Regions from separate parts of the Mus musculus genome. Here regions 2 and 3 are each linked to region 1. A link is a loop called in an ENCODE intact Hi-C map of the cell type or tissue named here. Cell type or tissue: gastrocnemius. All regions are shown on one strand.

What was found. A loop is a pair of places that touch in the nucleus more often than their neighbours do. Peaks named below come from ENCODE experiments on the same cell type or tissue, not always from the same donor. Only the 100,000 strongest peaks of a DNase experiment are listed, where the experiment ranks them.
Region 2: it touches region 1 in a loop (5-fold over the local background); 2 of 42 quality-filtered maps call a loop at or near these places.
Region 3: a loop joins it to region 1, with 2.6 times the contacts of the local background. A loop is called at or near these places in 6 of 42 quality-filtered maps.

What each region holds. Positions count from the first base shown.
Region 1 is chr1:177,437,160-177,445,159 of GRCm38, reverse strand. It overlaps Zbtb18 (zinc finger and BTB domain containing 18), which reads right to left and starts at 2,809. Exons shown (of 2, transcript NM_001355099.1): 1 at 2,565-2,809. In gastrocnemius, a CTCF peak has its summit at 3,545; DNase peaks (open chromatin) are centred at 1,539, 1,960, 2,824, 3,101 and 1 more place; H3K4me3 peaks cover 4,085 bases; H3K27ac peaks cover 3,709 bases.
Region 2 is chr1:175,689,097-175,697,096 of GRCm38, reverse strand. Opn3 (opsin 3) reads left to right here and starts at 4,465. Exons shown (of 4, transcript NM_010098.3): 1 at 4,465-4,927. The coding sequence starts at 4,561. Gm39707 (a long non-coding RNA gene) reads right to left here and starts at 4,051. Exons shown (of 3, transcript XR_865748.2): 1 at 4,006-4,051; 2 at 1,066-1,116; 3 at 439-712. In gastrocnemius, no CTCF peak of the experiment used is centred here; DNase peaks (open chromatin) are centred at 3,359 and 4,250; H3K4me3 peaks cover 2,176 bases; H3K27ac peaks cover 1,879 bases.
Region 3 is chr1:177,793,321-177,801,320 of GRCm38, reverse strand. It overlaps Adss (adenylosuccinate synthetase, non muscle), which reads left to right and starts at 4,812. Exons shown (of 13, transcript NM_007422.3): 1 at 4,812-5,109. The coding sequence starts at 4,927. In gastrocnemius, a CTCF peak has its summit at 3,767 (motif pointing left); DNase peaks (open chromatin) are centred at 3,743, 4,628 and 5,273; H3K4me3 peaks cover 3,077 bases; H3K27ac peaks cover 4,038 bases.

The DNA.
Region 1 (8,000 bases):
ACTGTTTCTGCCCCCCTCAAGCAAAAGGAATCTAAACAGCAGTGAACAAAAGACATCTTAATCCACAGTGAGCTCCAAAAGCCATATTCCAGAGCGTTTCTTACCATCTGAAAACTTGAAATATTTTTGTGTATTAAAGTTATTTACTTGCTCAAATAGAAGAAATAAAATCGTAAACCAAGCAAGCCCAAGACTTTCAATCCAGTAAGACCATCACTTCATGCTCAATTTCACATATTATTTATAAAGTGGATTAGAAAAGTAATGTGATTTTAAAAAAAATTAAATAAAACACCCAAACACAAAGATGCTCAGCCTAATCTCCTGCTACTCCTACCTTTAGGACACATAAACTTGATTAAGTCCTTCCCTCGGAGTCTTGCTGGCTGCAGGTCTGTTACATCGGTGGAAAAAAAGCAGACTAAGAGAGACAGATGCAAAGTGGAGATGATGTTGGAGAGGAATGAGATACCTTCTCCACCACAGATCCGCACACACTAACTCCCTGTCTGTGTGTTAGAATAAAAGGCTGAGGGATGGCAGGCTGTCAGCTGCTCTGACATCATGTTCAGATGGAAATGCTACCTCCAGCTGTGCTCCTTTAATGCCATATGCTACTCCTCTACACTCCTGCCACCAGCTTTTTCTTAGGAGAACTTTTCTCTTCTGTTAGTATAAACAAAATACTTCAAAGTCTTCCTTTTTCCCCCCAAACTTTCTAACAGAAGAAATTGAAAAGCTCAGCATATGGAGTCCTACTGTATTTATGGAATCGCAACACTTCTGCCTCAAGTTGGTGGACTGGCTTACATATGACAGCACACTCGAGCTCGGTGCTATTCAGGAAACCCACATTCACTTTTATTCAACTCCAACGTCTAGTTTCAAAGGCAGCTTAGGGATATTTTTAAACCAACCCATTTGACATCTCTAGTCCCATTTCAACATTATTACAGCATGTTTTTCCCCCTTCCCCTGCGGAGATAATGGCAGACATCTCCGAAATGTTGGCAGACTTATTAAGAACTATTACTTCAGCGTGGTTCACCTTATTGTTTTACTCTTACCTAAGCAATTTATCTGGATCTACCTCTCAGGAAAATAGTTCACACTGCCACCGTTAGTGCAAATTTCCACTTTCAGCATCAACAAACTCAAACTGCACTTCTGAAATACTGGAAAGTATTTTAGTTCAATGAGGCAAATTAATAAACTGACAAAACCTGCTACAGTCACTTAGAATGGTTGTTTGACCACACAGCTTGTCTTCCTGCTCAGAAAAGTCACTTTTGTCTTGCCCTTGGTCTCTATAACTTTGGGGAAAGGGGTTGTGATCACCAGGAGGGTTGGGAGGCCAAGTGTAGACTTTGGGAACTTTTTTTGGCTACAGTTTGTGGATCTTTTCTAATGGCTGATGTAATGTTAATGTAACCGGGGCTGGGTCGCTGGGTGCCCTGCAAGGTGCTGCGACATCTATGAATATCAGACACATCTCCACCGACCCTTGGGAGGTTGGAGAGTAGAAAAAAGAAGTTGGGGCCTGAGGCACAAGCGTCCCAACCCAGGCGACAACCACTTAGGCTCGCTTAGAAAACAGAGGCAGGGAGCTAGAGAACAAAACCCCAACTGTGTTCTGCTCTCGCTCACGAGTCACAAACCTAACTTTCTCTAACTTCGCGGTGAATGACACAATTCTGAACTCGTTCGGGAGGCACTCTGTGCAGATAGACACATTACTTCCCTGCCACACACACACCCTCTTTTCCACAGATGCCCTCGCCCCATTCCACTATATCCGACATTAATCACCCAGTTTACCCAGTGGGGTGGTGGTGGGGGTGAGTGACAGTTTAATGAGTCCCAAGCACCGCAATGGCCCGAAGACATCCACTCCACGGATCGACCCGTCCACCGCTACCGCGGACCCTCGGAGGTTCTGTGAGGTTAGGGGGTTTGTTTTTCAGAGGTGGGGGCAGGGTGCCCCGGGTGTGTGTGTGAGGTTCAGGGGTGGGAGAGGAGATGCAAATCTTCCCGCAGTTCGCGGTGCATAAAGCACTTCAGGGAAAGAGGAAGGGTGAAACCACGGGGAAGAAGGTGCAGGGCAGAGAGCCGGTGCAGCAGGAAAGCACCTTCCACAACGGCCGAGAAAACAGACCCCGGTCGCGGCAACAACAAAAGAAAAGTCGCAAGAAGCGGCGCGGCGACCGCTCCCCCGTCGCCGCCGCCGCGCGCCAGCCCCCGGGGCCTCCCGGCAACCGCAACCCGGGCGCCGCGCCCTCCCCCTCCCCCGGCCCTGCAGCTGCACCGGCCCCGGAGCCGCGGCCGTCCCGGGCGCTGCAGCTGCGGCGGCCCGGCCCCCTCCCCCGCCCGCCCGCCCGCCCTCCGCACCGGGAGGCGCCGCCGCAGCTGCACCGAGTCCGCCCCGCGCCGCAGCTGCACCGGCCGGGGAGCGCGGCCAGGCGAGGCGAGGCGAGCCCGCACCGCCTGCCCTCCGCCACACTAACTAACTCCGCCCGGCGGGAGCCCACGGTCGGCAGCGGGGCAGGGCGGGCGCGGGGACTCACACGGAGCGGCCCGAGTCGCCGCGTCCCCGCCGCGTCCTCCTCCTCCTCCTCCTCTGCCGCCGCCGCCGCCGCTGGACTTGTGGGCGTCCTCCGCCGGCCCCCGCCCGCCCGCCGGCCCCGGCCCGGGCCCCGCGCGCCCCCGCCGCCCCCCGCCCGCGCTGGCAGCCTGAGGCGCGCGGCCGAGCCACAGGGCCCCACTCTTTCAACGGCTCCCCATGGCAGCAGCCCAGCGGCGGCCGCAGCCTGCCAGACGCACGGGCGGGAGCGGGCGGGCGGGCGGGCGAGCGCGGCGCCGGGCCGGGGGGCGGGGCGGGCGGGGCGCGGGCGGGGGGCGGACGACGCACACGCACGCACGCGGCGGCGCGGCCCAGATGTGGCCCCGCCCGACCGGGCCGCCCCTTGCCGGCCGCTCAGCGATTGAGCGAAAGCGGCGGGCCCCGGTCTCTGGCCCGCCCCCGGCCTCGGTGGCGCCCAGTAGAAGCGCGGTGTTCCGGGAGGGCGGAGAAGCGGCGGGACTGACGGGGCAGCTCGACCAATAGGAGTGGCGGTCAGGAGCTGCCGCTTGCGCGCGCCAATCGCAGACGGCGACTGTTGGGTGGGCGTGGTCTTCTCGGGGAGGGGCGGAGCTCGCGGACCGCGGCGGCGGCGGCGGCGGCAGTAGCGGCGGCAGTGGCTCCCCTCTGGGTGACTTGGCCGTGAGAAAGTGAAAGGAGCCCGCAGGCGGCGGCGACAGCTGCGCGGGGAGGGGCCTGCTTCCCGGCTGGAGACAAGCGCGCTCTGGGGGTGTGGAGCGAGCGAGTCCGCGTGCACCGCGACGGCCATAAGTATACTTTTTCTCGGGGCAGGTGTCCCGGGGAGGCCGAGCGCGCGGGGCCGCAGCTGGCCAGGGCCAGCCTGGGGCCGCTGGGTCTGGCCCTCCTGCGGTGCTCGCCCAGGCCCCGTTCTCCTCAGGGACGCGCCGCCTCCGGCCTGCCGAGTCGGTCGCCAGGTGCATGCGAGCTACAAGCTCCTAGCGGCTGTGAGAGGCGCCTTTCCCCGGCGTCCTCTGTTCAAGTTGCAGCTGCGTTTCTTTTCACGATCCCCGCGTCCCGTCTGTACTCTCCGTGACAAGCAAAGACACTGCCCCGAGACCAGTCTTAGACCTTTCCAGTGAGATTGATACTTGTAGACGCTTTAGTCTGTTCCTTAATTGGTGCGTAAGGAGCCACGGCTTTGTAAGGAAGGGAGAGACCTTATTTTGTGTTGCACCTCTCTCCCTTCAGATAAACTTCTTCCTTACCTGTTCTTTGTGCCTAACCAGCAAAGAGGAAATGTAGAAAATTTCTGCCCTCAAGATAATGGAAGGCAAGAATAACACACAAGTAAAAAGTTGAGTAACAAGCAGGGGAGAGAATGATTCAAGACAATAAGAAAAGTGCATAGCGAGGAAGTCAACACACTAGTAATTGTCTAAATGAAATGTGTTTACTGTTTGCTATGTGAACGCTGACTGGCAAGCCTGGTTGCTAACCAACTCACCAGGAAACCTTGCAGCTGAGCAAAATCTGCTTTCTCTTTCTTCCAGGACAAACTAGTAAAGAAGTTGAAAGTAATTGTGTGGGCAAATCAGACATATTGAATTGCTAATGAACACACATACTACGCCAAGTTCCCAAAACTTTGATATTCTGTTGGAAACAGTAATGGTTTCTACTCTTTCCTCAAATCTCTTAAATCCTCATGATGGATGGGGGCGGGGGGGGGGGGGGAGGGCGGGGGGGGGAGGGCGGGCCTCAGGGGCATCCTCAGATTCAACCCGAATTTCTTACCCCCCCCCCCCCCGTGCTTCCCAGAAGAAAGACCCACTCTCAATTTGTTTAGACATTTTGGGAGTTTACAGGTGGTGTTTGTTGTAGTTTGATTTGGCTGTTTGAGACAGGGTCTCTGCATTAGATGGTCCTTACTGTTCTGGAACTCACATGTAGACTAAGCTGGCCTTGAACTCACACAGATCTGCCAGCCTCTGCCTCCCAAGGGCTGGGATTAAAGGCTTGAGCCACCTCATGTGCCTACCAGTATTCTAGATGAATGAAATACTTAAAAAAAAAAAAAAAAGAAAGAAAAAGAAAGAAACATAAAAAGAAATCTATATGTTTCATGGAGAATTCAAGAGGATAAAAGGAAAAAGATGTTTATATTTATAAAGCCATGTTTCACCAATTAAAAGCTAACAATAAGGGGTTAACAAACCTCTTGATAAATAGATATAAAGTACCTGCTAATGTCAGGATATCAAATCATAAATTTGTAAGAAAACTGGGATTCAGATTATCCATCAAAACTTAGACTCAGTTTTATGGCATCCAGAACGAAATCACAGCTCTAACAACGGTTTTACACAGTGTACCTGCTAGCAGAGCTAACAGTCCCAGAGACAGACAGAAGACACTGGTGGGTCGAAAGTCATAAATATGGCTTGCTCTATTTTGGGGCTGTTTTCCCTGTGAGCCATAACTAGTATCCATTTTGAGAACAGAAAAGTATGTCCAGGATATACAGATTAAATGAATATTTAAGGAAGCCAGTCTGTCACCTCTCACTGCTATGAGAGTTATATCCAAGGTCCCTGGTGCAATTGTATTTTCTCTCCTCCCTCCCCCACCCCAACTTCATTTAAACTCTACCTTTGGTTCCAGTTGGAAAATCAACATACAAACACAAACAATAAAGTATGATTGGTATCAGAGGTGCTGTATACAGAAGGGCTACTATTTCTATTCTCCATCCACTGGATCCAAGGAAGATAGAAGTCAGAGTGCAAATAACTCCCCTTGAGTATGTCTCTGGCCAGAGGTCTGCCCACTCCTATACAGCAGTTTAAACAAGGAGACTTGACAGAGTTCATTGTTGCTTTAAAGCTAATGAACTACTCTCAATGCCCACCTCACACACAATGAAAACAAATTCGGGGAAAACAAAAATCCCACCAATACTAACCTATTGGAGAAACTACTCCGTTGCTTTCTCTTTGAAAGAATGCCATTGCTGCACGGTTCTAATCCACACAAGCTTTCCTGGGAGCCCTGAAATCTAAAAATAAAGTGATACAAGAGATTTCTTGCTAAAGAAAAAGTCTTCCATTTTCATTACATAAAGAGTCAAAAGTGACAGTTTTAACAGAGTCAATGTTGATTTGATGAGTAGCTCCATAAACCCAGTGACTGGTGAATCGCAAGTCAGAGCACTGAAAAACCATTGCTGATTCTATTACAGGTAACGGAATCATGGTGAAAGTACATTTTAAATATTGTGTTTATAAAGGCAACAATGCCATGTATAGTTGGAACATTTACTAAAAAAGTAGAATTAGAAGCAAACAATAACCCAAAGTGTGAGATTTGTAACGACTATTATAGGTATCAAGGTGTGACTAGAATTTAATCTGATTAATAACTTTAAGGTAAGAGCTTCCTATACCGCCTAGGCTGCATTTGAAGCTGTAGAGTCAAGTAACCATCCCTGCTTCTGCAACCCAAGCAGCTACCATGCTTGATTCTGATTTTTTAATCTATAGATTTGTAGAAAAAAGGCACACTAAAATAAAACAGCTCAAGCGTCTATTGAACTCATTACCTTCCATACAGCGTGTGGATGGGATTCTATTCACTTCCTGTTTCTATTTGACACAGACACACTATGGACTGCTTGAACTTTGTAATCCTCCTGCCTCAGCTTCCCATCGTCCCCCAACCCCTTCCATGGCTCCAAGAAAAGAGCAGATTGAAGTGGTCCAAAGGAAAAAATAGGCATAGAAACATAGCTGCAAGCGAGTTTGAAAAAGTAAACGAACTGGAACTCATACCACGATGGTGGACAAGGAGTGTATTCCCTAAAGGCCTCTCTCTCTCTCTCTCTCTCTCTCTCTCTCTCTCTCTCTCTCTCTCTCTTTCTCTCTCTCTCTCTGTGTGTGTGTGTGTGTGTGTAAGAGAGAGAGAGAGAGAGAGAGAGAGAGAGAGAGAGAGAGAATACGTACATTCAGAGCCAGTGGAATCATTCAACAGATAAAAGTATTGGCTGCACAAGCTTGAGAACCCCCCAGTTTTAAAAAGCCTGATGTGTGCATAGGACTAAGGGCACTTATAACTCTAGACCTCCTGAAGGCTGTCTAGTCTGGACTAAGCTGTACGGCAGCAATAGCAAGATTTTTCTCCCAACAATGGACCAGGTGAGAGCACACTCCTGAAAGTTGTCCTCTAAGTCCCACACATACTCACCTGCATCCACACACATACAAAGTAATAAAAAGATTTCTTTTCTAAAAGACAGGGTCTCACTATGTAGCCCTTAGTAGTCTGGAACTTCCTGTCTAGACTAGACTGGCCTTGAACTCACAAAGAATACCTGCCTCTGCCTCCCTACTGCTGGCATTAAAGACTGTATTACCACATTCAGCCAATACATTTTAAAAATATAAAATAAAATAAACTTGCACACATTTATAATCTTGCAGAGCACATTATATATCAAGTCACTCCCCAGGCTATAGATTGTGTGGTATAGGGGCCTACACTATACATTAACTCTCTGAACTATGATTGTCCAGCATTGGAGGTAATTCCACTAGATTGTCAGCCCCAAAGCCAGAACCGGTGGCAGCAGCATTTGAAACTCTTGAGAAATGGCTCTTGCATGGGGTGCAGGGGCAGTGGGGTCACCCCTGTGCAGAGAGCAGAGTGAGCTACACCAGTAATTCAAAGCATCTGAGGGTTAAGGGCAAGGGGAGCAAGCAATGCCATGTTCCCAGAATGGTTTTTCCTGTGTAGCAAGTTCTCAGCTGCCTGCTGTAAATTGGAGCTCTGATAGTGTAGTGGCTAAAGGAGGCCAATAGTTCAGGCTTGCTTGGAACCAGGGCTGTTTACTTCCAAGACTTTAGGAGGGGAGGGAAAGCAAACGTATCCAGTAGCTTTTCAACCCCTTAGCCCGTTTCTCATTTCTTTTCTCTCTTATAAAATACATTATGCCGTAAGGCATTTTGGACGTTTAAGGACACACAGTGGTGCTTTTATAGTCACTCCTGTGCTTGCTTTGTGTGTACCCATCATTTAATACGAGGCCTCTCCACTGTCCTCCTCCCCCCTCCCCAGTTATGCTTGTAATGGAACTCAAGGCCTTGTGTATGCTAGACAACCGCTGTACCCCCCACCCCTGCCATCCCCAGCCCCAATCCCACCCCAAGCTGGCTAAACAAAAGGCCTGGCTACCATCTCTTAATGGGAGTTTAAACAGCTAGCATTTGTTGAAATGCCAACCTAATAAATAGGTACAGACAATGCTACCATCCTTGAAGATTACACATAGCCCCCTGAAACCAAATGCTGAAATGTATGTGTTGTGTTAGAAGGCACATTAATTTAGATCACTGGAAAATGCCTTCATTTTGTCTGTGGGTTTTTCTAC
Region 2 (8,000 bases), 1.7 Mb after region 1:
GTGGTAAATGCTCTGAAGACTGAGTAAAGGTGTGTGCACTGGAGTGGGGTGTGTGTGTGTGTGTGTGTGTGTGTAATAAACAATTACTTAACAAAAAGATATTTGGCAGAATCCTGCAGGGGAGGTAACAAGTCATGAGGCTAAATGGTTAAAAGGTGTTCCAGCAAAGCATTGGCGTAGAGTCCTGACGTCAGCACGTGCTTGATACACACGAGAACCAGCCGCACACAGGTATGTGGACTGTCTTTAGGCTTTGCACAATCAAACTAAAAAGTAACAAGTTTTACAAAATAGTTAGAAATTGGAATGCTTTCAGGATTATTGGTGAGATTATTGGTGAGAGTGGGAAGACAGTACTTAAAAGTAGGTGTACGCTTGGAGGACCCGCACTCAGCATCAGGCAGCTCCCAACTGTTTGCAATTCCAGTTCTAGGGAACTCCAAGGCCCTCTGTAGTGAGAGTTTTGGTTTCCTTTACAAATCCAGTTCTGTTCATTGTTTCAACCCCAGGTGTGGGATGTAGGGGCTGCCGCAGATTATCCACAGCCGCTGACTATTTGCCTCGTGTATGCTCTGGCAAGATTGTGATTCTGCCAGCTTTGGAGAGTTTAATCCTGAGGACTCTGGAGAGGGTATAAATGCCAGAGCCCTGGGAGGAGAGGGGTGTCCGAGCACTCTAAAGGAGAGGACATGACAAGTCCTCCTGCTAGTTCCTGTGAGAAAAGAGATCAGAAGTTAGAGATATCCTGACTATTAAGATTGGACTTGCCCCCAAGGAGTTCAGTGCCCCTAATCAGCAGGAAGTGCTCTAAAGAGACATTGCTTCCTTCCCCCTTTATCCTTCTTTCTCTCCTACCTAGTGTTGGGGTGTTGGAAGGAGTAAGGGTTGCCAGGGAGGGAGAGGTATAAGAAACCAATGAAGTAGCTTAAAAACCAGCATCAGCAGCCCCCTCCTGTCTTCCACAGGGACCTGCACTCTTGCAAACATGAGTGTGGGCAAGCGCACACACACAAACACACACAAACTTTAAAAAAATAAACGTGTTAAAGTGAAGTTATCGCTTACTATATTAGATGTTATATCTTCTGTTGCATTGGTCTTGGTCCATTCCTGTTGCTGCAATAAAATACGTCCCACTGAGTAATTTACAAACATCAGTGTTTCCTTTCTCATCGTTCTGATGATTGGGAATCATCAAAGCTCTAGCCGTCAGTAGCTGCTAAATGTCCATTCCTCCTGTGGGCATTTTCTACTCATCCATACATGGTGGAAGGATGTTGAGGGAACCCCCCCCCCCAAAAAAAAACCCAAAACATGACCAACAGCAACTTGGGAAAGAAAGGGTTTAGTTTATCTTACACCTTCACATCATAGTCCATCATTGAAGGAAGCCAGGGCAGGAACTCAGGGCAGGAACTGAAGTAGAATCCGTTGAAGAATACTGCTTATTGGCTTGCTAGTTGTGTTTTTCTTAGGCTGCTGCCTTATACAACCCAGGACTGGATGCTCATATACCTCCATTAATCAAAAATATGCTCCACGGGCTTTCCTGCAGGCCAGTCTAGTGCGAGCATCTTCTCAACTGAGGTTCTTTGCTTTCCCCACAAACTCTAGCTTGTGTCAGGTTGGGAAAACAACACAACAAAACCAACCGACAGACAAACAGACAAACAAACAAAACCAACGACTAACCAAGGCAGGGTAGCAGGTTGCTTTACATCTGGTTCACCATGATCAGACCCAGCTCCAGGAATAAGCCAAGGAAAAACTCTCCTGGAAAGAATGTATGTTAGCACCTGATGATGCCTGTGGCCAGGGCTTGCATTCTTAGCAGTACACAGGCCTGAAGGACCAGGCACTGCTTGGCTTGTCTGGGTCACTTTGGAGATGATCTATTGGGGGAATGATTCCATGCCAAAGATTCCATAAGCTCCCATAACAGTGCCACCAGACAGGGGCCAAGTATTCAAGCACACAAACCCATAGGGAATTTTCCACTTAAACCATAACTCCCATAAAGACCTAATTTTGAAATGTACAAGAAACATTTTTATTAACAAAATCATATATGCAGTATCTTGCTTATGTGTATCAACTCTACTAAAAGACCTTAACAGTTCACAGGATTATTATAATAACTATTGTCAATTATCAAAATGTTAACCATTTCCCCCAGAGGCTCTTACTGTTTTTATTCATTGCACTCACACCTCTTGCGCAGGCAATGTTCTGGACCTTATAGGTCTATTGTATCAACCTTATTATGTTGATACAGTAGAGGCCAAAGCACAGCTGCTCACCTACTTACCTCTCTATCTTCATCTCCTATTATTCTGCTATACTGGTGCCCTCGTTTCCCTCCAAAGGGGCAAATAGAGTCCTCCCTTGGCACATAGGTCTTGTTTAGAGTTCAATGCAGAGCTGTCTAAGTAACAGCACATTTATTTTCTCTTTCCTCTTATGATGGTTTGTATATGCTTGAGCCAGGGAGTGGAGGTGCGGCCTTGTTGGAGTAGGTGTGTCCCTGTGGGTCTAGGCTTTAAGATCCTAGTCCTAGCTGCCTGGAAGGGAGTATTCTGCTAGCATATACACCTCTATTTTCTCTGCCTTATAATTGTTTATGGCACTTAGCATCTGGCATCTCATGTATGAACCAATTTGGTCAGCATTGTCTTCTCTCAACACCTCTAGAAAGCTTTAGGAGAAGAAGACTGTGTGCCAAAGAATGAATATTTTAGGAAAAAAAAATCAGGACTCTTTCCTTTCTTCCTTCCACTAACGTTGCAATCCTACTGTAGGAAGACTACTATAGTGAGACGTCAGAGGCACAAAGAACTTATTAAATGGTCCTATAAATCTAAACCACAAAATTAAAAACATTTTTTTTTCAGGGCAGGTGAGGTCAAAGGCCTTGTAGATGCTGAATTCAGGTTAGAAGTCTTAAAAATAAGATCAAGATTTTGAAGCTGGCACACACAACCTCTTAGTCAAGTGCTCAGTGCAGCAGGGTATCAAGCTATCTCGTCACTTAGCTGACTATTGAAGACTTTTGAGATGCACTGAGTCTAACACAAGTGGGAGGAGGGGTGGACACTGGTGCACACCAATTTAGTTTCCACAAACCAGTCATTAGTGCCTATGACATCTTCAGGTGCATGCAGCTCGGGACATTTTCCTCTCGTGGGTAGTCGTTGGGGACTGCAGTGGAGACAGAGAAAGCAGGCCTAAAGAAGTGACGTTCACAATCTATATTTGACTTGTTCTATATTTGCATTGCTGCTGGGGAAAGGTCCAGTGGAAAATGCGTGCTGTTCTAAATATATCCTCTCTATACCTGCTAGATTTGGATTGAAGCCTTAGGGGGCGGGGCACTGCTCAAGAGATCACCTCCAGAGAAGCATTTGGACTGGATTGTGTATCAGGTGTACCTACTGCAGACTGAGAAGGCTTGGGATCCAGTGGAAGGGTGACTTGGGTGTCACTCTGATGCTATTTCCTTCCTTATTCTGGGGCTCTGAGAGTGGCAGCTCAGAACACTGTCATAAACGCTGGGACATATCTTCCAGCTCTAAGGTAGTTGAGACTCAGCCTGCTGCGTTTGTTTGTTTGTTTTTAACGTCAGGTTCCCTGTTTATGAGATCATTTCGCTGGCGCTCTACTTCGGGCATTTCAGTGTTTTGTTTTCTTTCTATTGGGTGTATGAGGTGGGGGTGGGTGTTATTATAGCTTCCCAGGAAAGAGAGTATTTCATTCAGCATGCTTAACTGAGTTAAGCGCAGGCGTTCATAAATATTTATGAATGAGTGTATGCTAGGGTGAGTGACTTAACGGGTGAATGGACGAGATGCTTTAGAGTCCGTTGAGGGCTGTGAGGATCCGCTGTGGCTAATTTACCTCCGTAAGGGAGTTTACTTTCTCTTTTTTTCTGTACAGTCTGTTCAGGTTTCCACCTCGGCTTAAGGGTGAAGGAAGCAGAGCAAGAGCTCACTGGTCTCTGAAACTCACCTCTGCTGGGCGGGAACGCGCCCGGGAGGTGGGAGGGGGGAAAAGGGGCGGGCCGCTAAAGCAGTAGGGCGGGGCCACAGCTCAGAGGCGCGGTCAGAGGTTCTAAGAAGGCGGAGCTGTATGCCGGAGGGCGGGGCCAAGGGTGTGAGTCAGAGGGCGGGGTAACAGGAGATTCCGGGAGGGAGGAGCCGCAGGCCAGACTGCGGAAGAGTCTTAGGAGGGCGGGGCCAAAACGGCTGCCGTATGGATGAGGCCGCAAGGTAGAAGGGCGTGGCCTCCAGGGAGGTCCCGTGGGAGGGACTGCAAGTGCTAGCTAGTGGGGCTCGGGACCCACGCGGGAGGGTGGGATAGCAAGAACGCTAGGAGGGCGGAGTTTCATGCGGTGGGGCGGGGTCCTAGCACCGAAGGGCGGGGCCTCGGGTGCGCGCGGGTTGGGCGGGCCTGGCGCGGCTCCCGGGCACAATGGCCTGAGCGGCCCGCAGAGCGTGAGATCCACCCTGTTCGGGCCGCCCGGCTCACCGAGCCCTCTCTCTCACGGCGCGCCGGCGTCGGGCCATGTACTCGGGGAACCGTAGTGGCGACCAGGGCTACTGGGAGGACGGGGCGGGCGCCGAGGGCGCAGCACCGGCGGGCACGCGGAGCCCCGCGCCTCTCTTCAGCCCCACCGCGTACGAGCGCCTGGCGCTGCTACTCGGCTGCCTCGCGCTGCTGGGCGTCGGCGGCAACCTGCTGGTGCTGCTTCTCTACTCCAAGTTCCCGAGACTGCGCACGCCCACCCACCTCTTCCTGGTCAACCTGAGCCTGGGCGACCTGCTGGTATCCCTGTTCGGAGTCACCTTCACCTTCGCGTCGTGCCTGCGGAACGGCTGGGTGTGGGACGCCGTGGGCTGCGCGTGGGACGGGTTTAGCGGCAGCCTCTTTGGTGAGTCGCCCGGGACGCGTTCTCCTTGCCTCTCAACTTTCCCCCGGGTACATCAGCTCTGGGCCTCCGTCCTCCCCGGGATCGTCCCTGATAGCCAGTCATCACCCACAACTCCCTCTCTCTCCTCGAGAACCTCCCTTAGATACCCAACCCTCGCCTCCCTTCTCCCTTTCATCTGGTCTTCATCCCCAACTCTGTTTCCCTCCTTGCCTGGATTTACACACCCTTCTTCCCAGCCAGTCACCAACCCCAGCCCCTCCTGCCTCTGTAGCACTTTCCAAAGTCTCCCTGCCGCTGGCCATCTTATTTCCCCTCATCTATTTTTACTTCCTACTGTAGCTCTCAACAGGGCAGCTCACAGTGGACTTTACAGAGGGAGAAAGAAATGAGGCCCTGTAGAGTCAAGAGATGCAAGAAAAAAGTCAACTCCTGAACAGTGGAGGCGAGAACAAGGAGAGATTTAATTCACAAATTTAGTATTTGTTCCTCAGAATGACATGTAGAATCCTAAATAACGCAGTATTTTACCCCCTTTCACTCGTTAGCAATTATAAACAGTTGAATGCTTCCTAGGGGATGAGACTTTTTTTTTTTTTTAATTTCCTGTACATAGGTTCTGTCACACCAGAGGTTACAAATGGCGCAAAGGAGTCCAACTCATAATTAGCAGGGCAGCCAGTACATTTAATTGAAGTAGAACTTGTTGCTTTCTTGAAGATTTATATTGAGAATTGACAGGTTGAAGGTTGACTGATCCAGTATTCTAAGCCTGGGAAAAACGTGTGTGTGTGTGTGTCCCCTAGGGATTTTGTTTGTATAACGATTTAAAATAGAAATGGATATTTCTTAAGGCTTAAAGTCCCTTTCACAAACCTTAAAAACACATTGATAATTTACTATTGACTTGATCTTGCCAGATCTTAGAGAAAAACGTCTCTGTAATATCCTTGACAATTGTTATTTGCCAACTTACATGTGGCAAACCCAAATCTCACGGTGTTTGTCATCATTTCCTTTTTAAAGTTTTAAAACAAAATTTAGGAGTCATGATGGTTTTTCACTGATTGACAATTCTGATGCTTTCCCCTAATAAACATTGATCTAAGGATTTCTTTACATAACAATATTGAACCTAGAGGAAGGTCTGTAAGAGGATGCGAGTAGTAATATGGGTTGACTATATGATTATTCTCTCTGTTACCTTAAAAATGTTTTTCGGGGTGGGGGGGCATTTAGGCGGATTGATCTTTAAAAAAGGTGATGTGTCAGGACAGCTTGCAGAAAAGCCCTGGGGGTAGCGACAGGTGTTTGTTTGAAGACATTAAAGTCCTTTCTTTCTGTGAAGTACTTTTCTGTGCTGTGGTGTTCAGTGTCTCCATCTGAAACCGAATAAAAAGGAATGGGTTGAGTTTTCTTATGTCTGCAGCACCCACCCTGGCTCTCCCTGGCTTGCTCTGCCAATCCTATCTTCCAGAATCCTCTCTGCCCTTTCTTCCCCTTCTGAATTCCTGCTGGGGTCTGTCAGCACCAGGAGAGATTTTTTTTTTTAAAGACTACAAGAAACATTCGCCCTGGTTTTACCCGAGGGTTCCTTTATTCAGGGCATCCAGTCTTTCTTTGAATCATGTCATTTATTCCCATCCTAAAATCTGATGTAGATCTTCTGGGGTTAGAGGCTTGAAAATAAGTTACTTCCTGGAGACAAGTGTAGAGTGAGGTGACTTCAGACCGCACAGCATTCTTAGCAAGTAATTTCTTTGCCCAGAATATGCTCTTGAGTAGGGTAAAGGATGGAGATGGAGAAGACTCTTCCCTTTTCTGTTCCTAAACCAGGACTAATCAATTCTGAGTACTGAAGGAGAGGGCAATTTTAACTGCTGGAAGTTGCTAGCTGCTTGCTTCAGGCTTTGGTGATGCTGATGGTACTGGTCTGACGGTACAAGGGTGGGTCTTATGGCTACCCCATTGTCTGGGCTTTCCCAAGCCATTCATTCTCGAAGGCTGCCAGTTTCCCCATCTTTGTTATCTACTATTGAGCTTTCTGTGGTTAATGTCATCTATCCCATTTGCTTTGTATTTCTGAAGGGTATTGTGTTCTGTATGTACCCTTGGTGCTTATAACCCCCTCCCCTCTTACTACCACCTCAGCCTTGTTCTATGCCTGGAGGAAGTGCATGCATGTTTATACTTTAGATATCCTCATAGGTTTTCTCTCCCGCTTTGTACTCTGCTAGAAGCGAGAGTAAGCAGTTCACAAATTCTTGCATATATATATGCACAAGGGGACCAGGCAATTGCTTCATTTTGGGCTCTGCTCCTGGCATCTCGGAGAAGGCTAAAAATAAGAGGAATCCCTGATAATCTTGGTCAGAGGTTTCCACCAGCTGGCCTTGTTAGGATCACTGTTTCAGTTAAACTGATCCGTCCAGTCGGTGACCTAGTAAAGTTCATTTAAATCCCAACTGAATGGCTTATTTTATAAATGTCAGAATAACCATTCTCTTCCTTGGACCTGCACTTAGATGTCAGCAGATTTAATGGTAGTGAAAAGTAGAGGAGCCAAAGAACACTTACTGCTACAGTATATGATGAGCAATCAAAAGGCTGGCAGTGGGGTGTGTAAGTGTGGTAGCCTGCAGACTTCCAGGTGAGTGTGTCCAAAGGGAGCAGCTGGCAGCCACATCTAGCATCACACGGGCTGTAGCCAGCGTTGTGGTGGAAGGCAACAGAAGCAGCTTTTTTTTTCATCATTTCCTTAGAAATGAAATGGCTGCCACGATAGTCTGACAAAATGCAAATATTTCTTTATTTAGATGTGAAGAATAGATGCTACTTATGATACAGTGTTTTAAATAGGTAACCATGACTTTCCTTTTTAGCTTAAACATGTACTTTGATACTGAAAATGTTGTAAGACTCTTTCCCCTTAGGCTTGCTCTTACATATACTTAACGTATTTTAAAGTGCTAGTTATTGAATTAATTCTTTTGTAATATCTGAATATCTGAGTGTCTCATGTATCTACTGCAAGATCCGTGGGGTAGTTAGAGATGTAAAAATCTTCTCTACAGCT
Region 3 (8,000 bases), 360 kb before region 1:
TGTATATATTGGATATTAGCTCTCTATCAGATGTAGGGTTGGTAAAGATCTTTTCCCAATCTGTTGGTTGCTGTTTTGTCTTATTGACAGTGTTCTTTGCCTTACAAAAGCTTTTCAATTTTATGAGATCCCATTTGTCAATAGTTGATCTTAGAACTTGAGCCACTAGTGTTCTGTTCAGGAAAATTTCCCCTGTGATGGAAAGATCTCACATGGTCATTAGTCTGCAGGATTAAAATAGTAAAAATGGCCATCTTACCAAAAGCAATCTACAGATTCAATGGAATTCCCATCAAAATTCCAACTCAAGTCTTCACAAAGATAGAAAGATCGATTCTCAAATTTATCTAGAATAACCAAAAAAACCAAGATATCAAAAACTACTCTCAACAATATGAGAACTTCTTGGGGAATCACCATCCCTGACCTCAAACTGTACTATAGAGTAATAGTGATAAAATCCACATTGTATTGGTACAGAGACAGACAGACCAATGGAATAGAACTGAAGGCCTAGAAATAAACCCATATACTTATGGTCACCTTATCTGTGACAAAGAAGCTAAAACCATCCAGTGGAAAATAGACAGCAGTTTCAACAAATTGTCCTGGTTCAGGTGGTGGTTGGCATGTAGAAGAATGCAAATTGATCCATTCTTATCTTCTTGTACAAAGCTCCAGTCCAAATGGATCAAGGACCTCCACATAAAACCAGATATACTGAATCTAAAAGAAGAGAAAGTAGGAAAGAGCCTCTATCCCATTGATACTGGTCTCTTCTAAATCACAGTTAATTTCTTAGCTCCCATTTAACCAGCATCAATTGTCCCAGTAGTCTCTTCTACTTTTCACTCTAAAGCCAGAGCCACATGGCTGAAGCTGCTGAGTTCTGCCACTTGTAGGAACTGGAACATGGCCCCTTTACTGGCTGGTTTTGTGTCAACTTCACACAAGCTGGAGTTATCACAGAGAAAGGAGCTTCAGGTGAGGAAATGCCTCCATGAGATTCAGCTGTAAGGCATTTTCTCAATTAGTGATAAAGGTGGGAGGGCCCCTTGTGAGTGGTACCACCTCTGGGCTGGTAGTCTTGGGTTCTATAAGAGAGCAAGCTGAGCAAGCCAGAGGAAGCAAGCCAGTAAGTAACATCCCTCCATGGCCTCTACATCAGCTCCTGTTTCTTGACCTGCTTGAGTTCCAGTCCTGACTTCCTTTAGTGACCAACAGCAATGTGGAAAGTATAAGTTGAATAAACCCTTTCTTCCCCCAACTTGCTTCTTGATCATGATGTTTGTGCAGGAATAGAAACCCTGACTAAGACAGCCTCCTTGTTCTATTCCATTCTTCATTGCCTAAGCTTGCCTGTCCTGGAACTTGCTCTGTAGACTGACTTTGAACTCAGAGATCTGCATGCCTGTCTCCTAAGCACTGGGATTAATGATATGTTTCACCAAGTCTGGATTTAAGTTTTTCTTCTTCTAGAACTTGTTCTGTTCTAGGCTGGCCTTAAACTCAAAGATTTGCTTCCCTTTGCCTCCTGGGATTAGAGGTTTGTACTAACATGCCTGATCCTAAACTTAATGGGGGGGGGGGGGGGGAGAAGGGCTGGTTGCCCTAAGGTTACTCCTCCCTTAATTCAGTTCAATATCCTTGAACACAGGTTTCAGTTCCACTTCACTTCCTGGAGCCCCTTTAAAATTCAAACCATATATTTTCTATTTTTCATTTCTCATCTTGATATGTTTGTTTAAAATGCTCTTCATGAGACTTAACCAGATAACAAAGTCTATGATGGGAGTTTCTGAGACTTCCTTTATCTGAATGCAATGAATCTGAGATTCTTCACTTTAGCCTCAGGCAGATCCTTCAGACAAAGGCAAAAAGTAGCCACATTCTTGACCAAAATACCACAAAACAGTCTCTAGTCCACATATTGAAATTCTTACTGAAACCTCTTGGGCCAGGTCTGCACAATTCAATTCATTCTCAGTAACAAAATCTTCCATATTCCTACTAGGATGTTCCATTAAGCTCCATTTAAAGCATCCCACTGCTTTCCAAATCCTAAGTCCCAAAATCCACATTCTTCCAAACAAAAGCATGGTCAGGCCTATCACAATAATACCTGACTCCTGGTAGCAACCTCTGTCTTAGTTTGGGTTTTACTGCTGTGAACAGACCACTCCCAGGGCCCAGCATATACAAACCATCACAGAGTAGGTGGGCAGGGGTGTTGATATTCTGTCTAAACTCCACCTCATAGTTCTTGGCAGCAGCCAGGTAGGCTTGGCCCAGTATAAAAGGGGCTGCTTGGCCCCTTCTCTCTCTCTTACCCTTTTGCTCTCTTGCTTCTCTCTTGTCCCTTGTGCCCCTTCTCTCCAATTCCCTCCCCCTCCTCTCTCCACGTGGCTATGACCGGCCACTACGTCTCTACTCTCTCCTTCTCTCTGCCTCTCTCTGCCTCTACTACCCTCTTAAAACCCCCCCCCCCATGCCCTGAATAAACTCTATTCTATACTATAGTGGTGTGTGTCTGGTTCCTCAGGGGGAAGGGATGCCTCCACCTGGGCCCACTGAATAACCCCCTTCCTCCACACCCTGCCAGAACATATTCTTATAGCTCTTTCTCTTTTTTATGGTCACAACAAGGGGAATGTTGATAGGTTTCCTCTTTTGGCCCTCAAATTGGCCTTAGCAAGGACTCCCAAATGAGTAGTCAAGCATGTGGGATGATTAAGAAGTACTCTGGATGGCCAGGCACTATCAGGCTCTAGAGACTTGTGGCAAGAATCCAGAAAAACAAATGACCTCAGTTCTCTATTGCTGACTCCTGTGGTTTCAAGGCAGTTGGCATGGTTTAACCAAAGTGGAGAGACTTTTAAAATGGCTACCAAGGGGGGGGGGGGGAGAAGTCAGGACCAGGAGAACAGAAGTAGTAGATCACCGTTCATGTCCCAACTGGTGATCTTGATTCACTGTGTTACCTGTGCTCAGAGGTCTTAGTATAGCATAGATTCTCCGTACTTAATGATAAGACCAGTACTGGTACAGTAAGTACTCCTATTATAATCACACCTGAAACCCTGCCCACCATAGAATTCAAGCAGAGACTGGTCTGATTAGTATATGAGTAGGAGAACTATGCAATGTAAAACTGGACTTTATAGATGCTCGGTGATCAGGACACTGGGAGACAGCACACAGGATATGATTCTATGCCATATGGATTTGTTTGTAATGGTGAGTATTAAATCCTAGGTCTTACATGTGCTAGCAAGCAATGAGCTACATTCTTTATTATTAGTCTTTTTTCAAAGCAATTATTTCCTTTACCAAAATTTAATGTCACAGTTTGGGTTGCAGTGAGAACATTAGATCAGGGCTGGAGAGGCAGCTCAGTAGTTAGGAGCACGTGCTGCTCTTCCAGAGCATCTGGATTCCCTCTTTAGCACCTGTTGTCTCAGTGGTTCTCAACTTTCCTAATGCTGTGACCCTTTAATACAGTTCCTCAGGTTGTGGTTGCCCCATCCCCCAACTATACAATTACTTCACTGCTATTTTATAACTGTAATTTTGCTATTGTTGTGAATCATAATGTAAATACCTAACAGATATGACATCTGATATGCAGTCCCTGTGAAAGGGTTGATTGACTCCCTAAGGGGGTCTCAACTCATAGGTTGAGAACAGCTGTATTTTCAGATGTCTCACGACCACCTGTTGCTCTGACTCCCAGGGATCTGAGGCCCTCTGCTGGCCTTCAGACAGACAGACAGACACACAACATGGTATGTGACCTCTCACACACAAATAATATAAATAAGTAAATAAATACATAGATAAACCCACATTAGATAGACAATAGGCACACTCTGTAATCAGTTACAATTAAAACACTGAGAAGCACCTAGGCTTACTCAATCTGCAAACTGTCCAAAGTACCATTTTAACGCCCATGAGAGGAACTGATAAGCTATTTAAGAGTTCGAAGGTCTGGGGGGCGAATAACTCAGTGGTACAGTATTCGCATCAAATTACAAGGTTCTGAATTTGATCTCCAACACTTCAACAGAGAAAAAATGGGAGAAGAGAAATTGTTTTGTAGAACGAACGTATTTTACAAAATATTGTAAACTTTAAGGTTGTGGGGATCAAATAACCCAGGTACATTCGGATATGACATAGGCAATTGACTCATCTTTGTGCCCCAGATACTGTAAAAATGGGAAGAGTTAGGATGCTATCTCTAGATTTCATTTTTACTGCTTTTAGTTTGCACTTTTAGTCCCTTTTCAGTTCTAAATTTATTCGGCTCCACTCCAGCCTCCACATATTTTTAAATCCCAGTTTACATTTTGTAAGGGTATTTCATTCTTTAAGATACCCAAGTGTTTAGACACAGAAAACCAAATTGGCTTTTAGAGACCGAAACCAGCCAACCCTGACACTGTGGTGCCATGCCTTGGCCATCTCACAGAGCATTGCATGCTGGGAATTGTAGTTCCACACTCTTTCACCCCCTTCCCTACCGCGAGTTTGAAAGGCCAGAGGCTGGTGGGCGGGCACAGAGGGCGGAACTCTCCGTTAGCCCCGCCCCCTGGCCTCCGCTCTCGCGCGGTTCTCCCCGGAGCAGCGCGCCAAGCCGGGGATGGGGTGTGGCCTCCGCCCTGGGGTGGCGGCAGTTGAGGCCGTGGCGCCTGCGGGCCGCGCAGAGGCTTCGGCCTGCGCCAAGTGTGGTCCCGCCCTGAGCGGGCGGGCGGCGGAGCGCGGGGCGGGGCCTGGAGAGAGGGTGGCGGCCCTCGGGGCGGGGGCGGGGCCGGCCTCTGGCTCCTTCTTCCTCCGCATGTGGCTGGTGGCGGCGCAGCAGTTGGGTTCACGTTCCGTTCTCCTGCCCCGTCTCCTTAAGGCTCTTCTGCCCTGCCGGGAGCCATGTCGATCTCCGAGAGCAGCCCGGCGGCCACCTCCCTGCCCAACGGCGACTGTGGCCGCCCCAGGGCGCGGTCCGGAGGGAACCGGGTGACTGTGGTGCTGGGAGCGCAGTGGGGCGACGAGGGCAAAGGGAAGGTGGTGGATCTACTGGCGCAGGACGCCGACATCGTGTGCCGCTGCCAGGTGAGGGAAGCCGGGCCCTTTCTGGGACGGCCGGCGCGGTGAGGTGTCACCTTGAGGTGCGTCCCTCGGGCTGGGAGCTGCGGGGAACCCCTGCCCTGGAGTCTCCGGTGACGCTCCGGGTGACTCTGGAGGAACCTGGAAGATGCGCGATGTTGGAGCTGCATTTCGGGGTCTGGGGACTGGGCTGGCGGTGCGCCGCGGGCAGAGTTGAGGGAGCTTCCGCCCGAGGCCTGCTCGGGACTCTGGCTAGACCCGGCCAGGCCCACCCGCCGGCGCGGACTAGGAAGGGTCCTTTTCCCCAATTTCCCTGAAATCGAGATTCAGCACTGCATTACCTACAGGCTTAGGCACGCAGAACCTCGCCTCCATCGGTCCACTTTGTTGATAGCAGAATCCGCTACGGGGCGATGAGACTGTTTGGGGCCCTCCGGTGCTTTTGTTTGTTTTTTGTTTTTAACTCGTATTTCATAGACTACTATTAAGGGGAGATCTGTTTTTATTACTCACCGGTCCTTAAGGAATCCCCAGTAAGTTGAAAAGTGAGTGTGAGGCAACTAAATACGGAGATTTCAAGTCGGATAATTTAGAAATGTTTACAATGCTTCGGTAATATAAAAAGTTGACTTTCAGGAAATCCAGTGTTTCCTACCCGGAGACACGTGGGTTTTAGTGTTAGTTTTTTTTTTTTTTTTTTTTTTTTTTCTTATTAGTCATTTGCTTTGAAGCAGCCTAGAGGGTAGGCCTTTGAAAAAGGCTCTCAGAAAACTATCATCCCCGTTTCAGAATTCAAAATAAATGAGCAGTTCCCACATTCAAAACAAGGTGCAGTGTTGGAAGTTAATGGTGGCGTATTTAGATTGTAAGAATTTTTTTCTCCCTGAAGGTACATGGTTTTGTGTGGGGGTGCCTTGTGGTCTAGGCTAATCGTGGAAAGCTTTTTTACCTAAAATTGAAACGTATGAAGAAACCGGCCTGTAAAAGGCCAGGTGCTTTGACTTGGGTCATCTTTTTACTGTGTGTGGAGCCCTATTGCTCCAACTGCCGCTTTACCACCATTCTTCAATTCACAGGGTTCTTTCACAGGTTCTTTCTCTTCCAGCAGCTTGTCTGGCAACATGCATATTTAATGGTGCTCTCACAGGTGTTGGCCTGGAATCTGACTCGCCTAGGAGGTGATCCAAAGCCCAGCCTTCACCTTTCACTTTTAAAATCAGATCTGGTAGCTGGGCTGAAGATTTAGCAAAGCGCCTAAACTCTTGCGGGGCAGAAGGATGGACTTGAGGACTGCTTGCTTTTTTACTTGAAAATGTGCACAGGTCCAGCTGCGTCGAGGAGTAGTGTGTGGTTGTACAAAGCCGTTGTGGCACTTCTCTAAAAGGGTTTCAAAATAATAGACCTTTAAAAAGTTATAGAATCAGTTTGTAGACTGTCGGTGTTACTATGTTACCAAGAAAGTGTTCTTGAGGGAGGTCATGTATCAGTCTGATCTGATGACTCTGGAATCCCCAGAGGAAAGATTGAGGAGGAGGCCAGCCGAGAAGTAAATGGTCAGACTTCTCACTCTTATAAACTCCTTACTACTTACATAGTCCTTACATTTTGTTCTTGTGTGCTTTAGAATTTTTACTAATCTCATTAGCTGTAAGAAGGTAAAGAATAGACTTTAAGCATCTATCTTCCTTCCTTCCTTTTCTTTTTTTGAGACAGGGTTTCACTGTATTGTCCTGGAACTCAAGCTGTAGTCCTGGGTGGCCTGGAACTGCCTCCCAAGTTCTTAATGGCACCATTGACCCTGTAGCATTTCTCTTTTGTGATGATTCATCTTTGTAACTAACTTACTTGACCAGCATTAGTAACTCAGTATCTACTTAATGAAGTTCTCGTAGTTACAACACTGAAGATAGTGGAATGTATAGAGTGGAGAAAGACATTTAGGGCTTGGATTGATTTTTGAGTTTATTTCATAATTTGGGTTTTAGGTATAAAGAAAAAATTATGTCACTTACAGGAAAATGGATGGAATTAGAACATTTTGCTAAGTAAGACACACTTAGAAAGACAAATGTAGTATGTTTCCTCATCCAAAGGGAAAATTTTAAAAAGACAAGAAAGAACTATCTGGAAAGAGGAAGGAGAAAGGAGATTGGGACAAAGAGTGATGAATATGATCAAAGTACATGATCCATCTGTGTTAACGTGTCAGAATGAGTCAACCATTTGTACAGTCACTATATGCTAATTAAGTATATATTCAAACAGGTTTATATTAATAAAATGTATCCTGTGTTAGAGTGTACATGCCATTTCTCCAGAGAGAGAGAGAGAGGAAGAGAGGAGTGTGTGTGTGTATTCATTCCATATTTCAAGTAGAATCACAAAATAATTCCCTGACTTAGAAAACAGCTTGAAATGTTTTTAAAGGGGCATTTCCACTGTTATACATCTTAATCAATAGGATTTCTTTTGGGGAAGAAATAGATGCAAAACTAATGGCATTTTCATTATTGGAGCACTGAAGGCCTGTCTTTTGCTTTAGGATCATAGACAGTTATTTATAAATGTGTAGGTAAATAAGTGTGTAGGACTTGAACCAAAGCATGGCCATTATTGCTGTGCTGCTGTTGGTTTTAGATCAATATAAGCATTCTTTTTTTTAATGGAAAGGAGAAAAATAAGTAGAAGAGCAGTCACAGATTGATGATTCATCCAGGGAACACCTATTCTGTATCTACCGGACAACACTTAGCTCTGCAGTGGAAATGCCAGAGAGGGTGAGCTTGTGCCTATAAGAAACTCCTAGCCTAGGAGTCTGCTATGCCAGGGCAAGGCTGAGGAAGGTGGTAAGGTGTGAGGACAGAATAGCACAGAAGTAGCTTGTTAGGAAACCTATT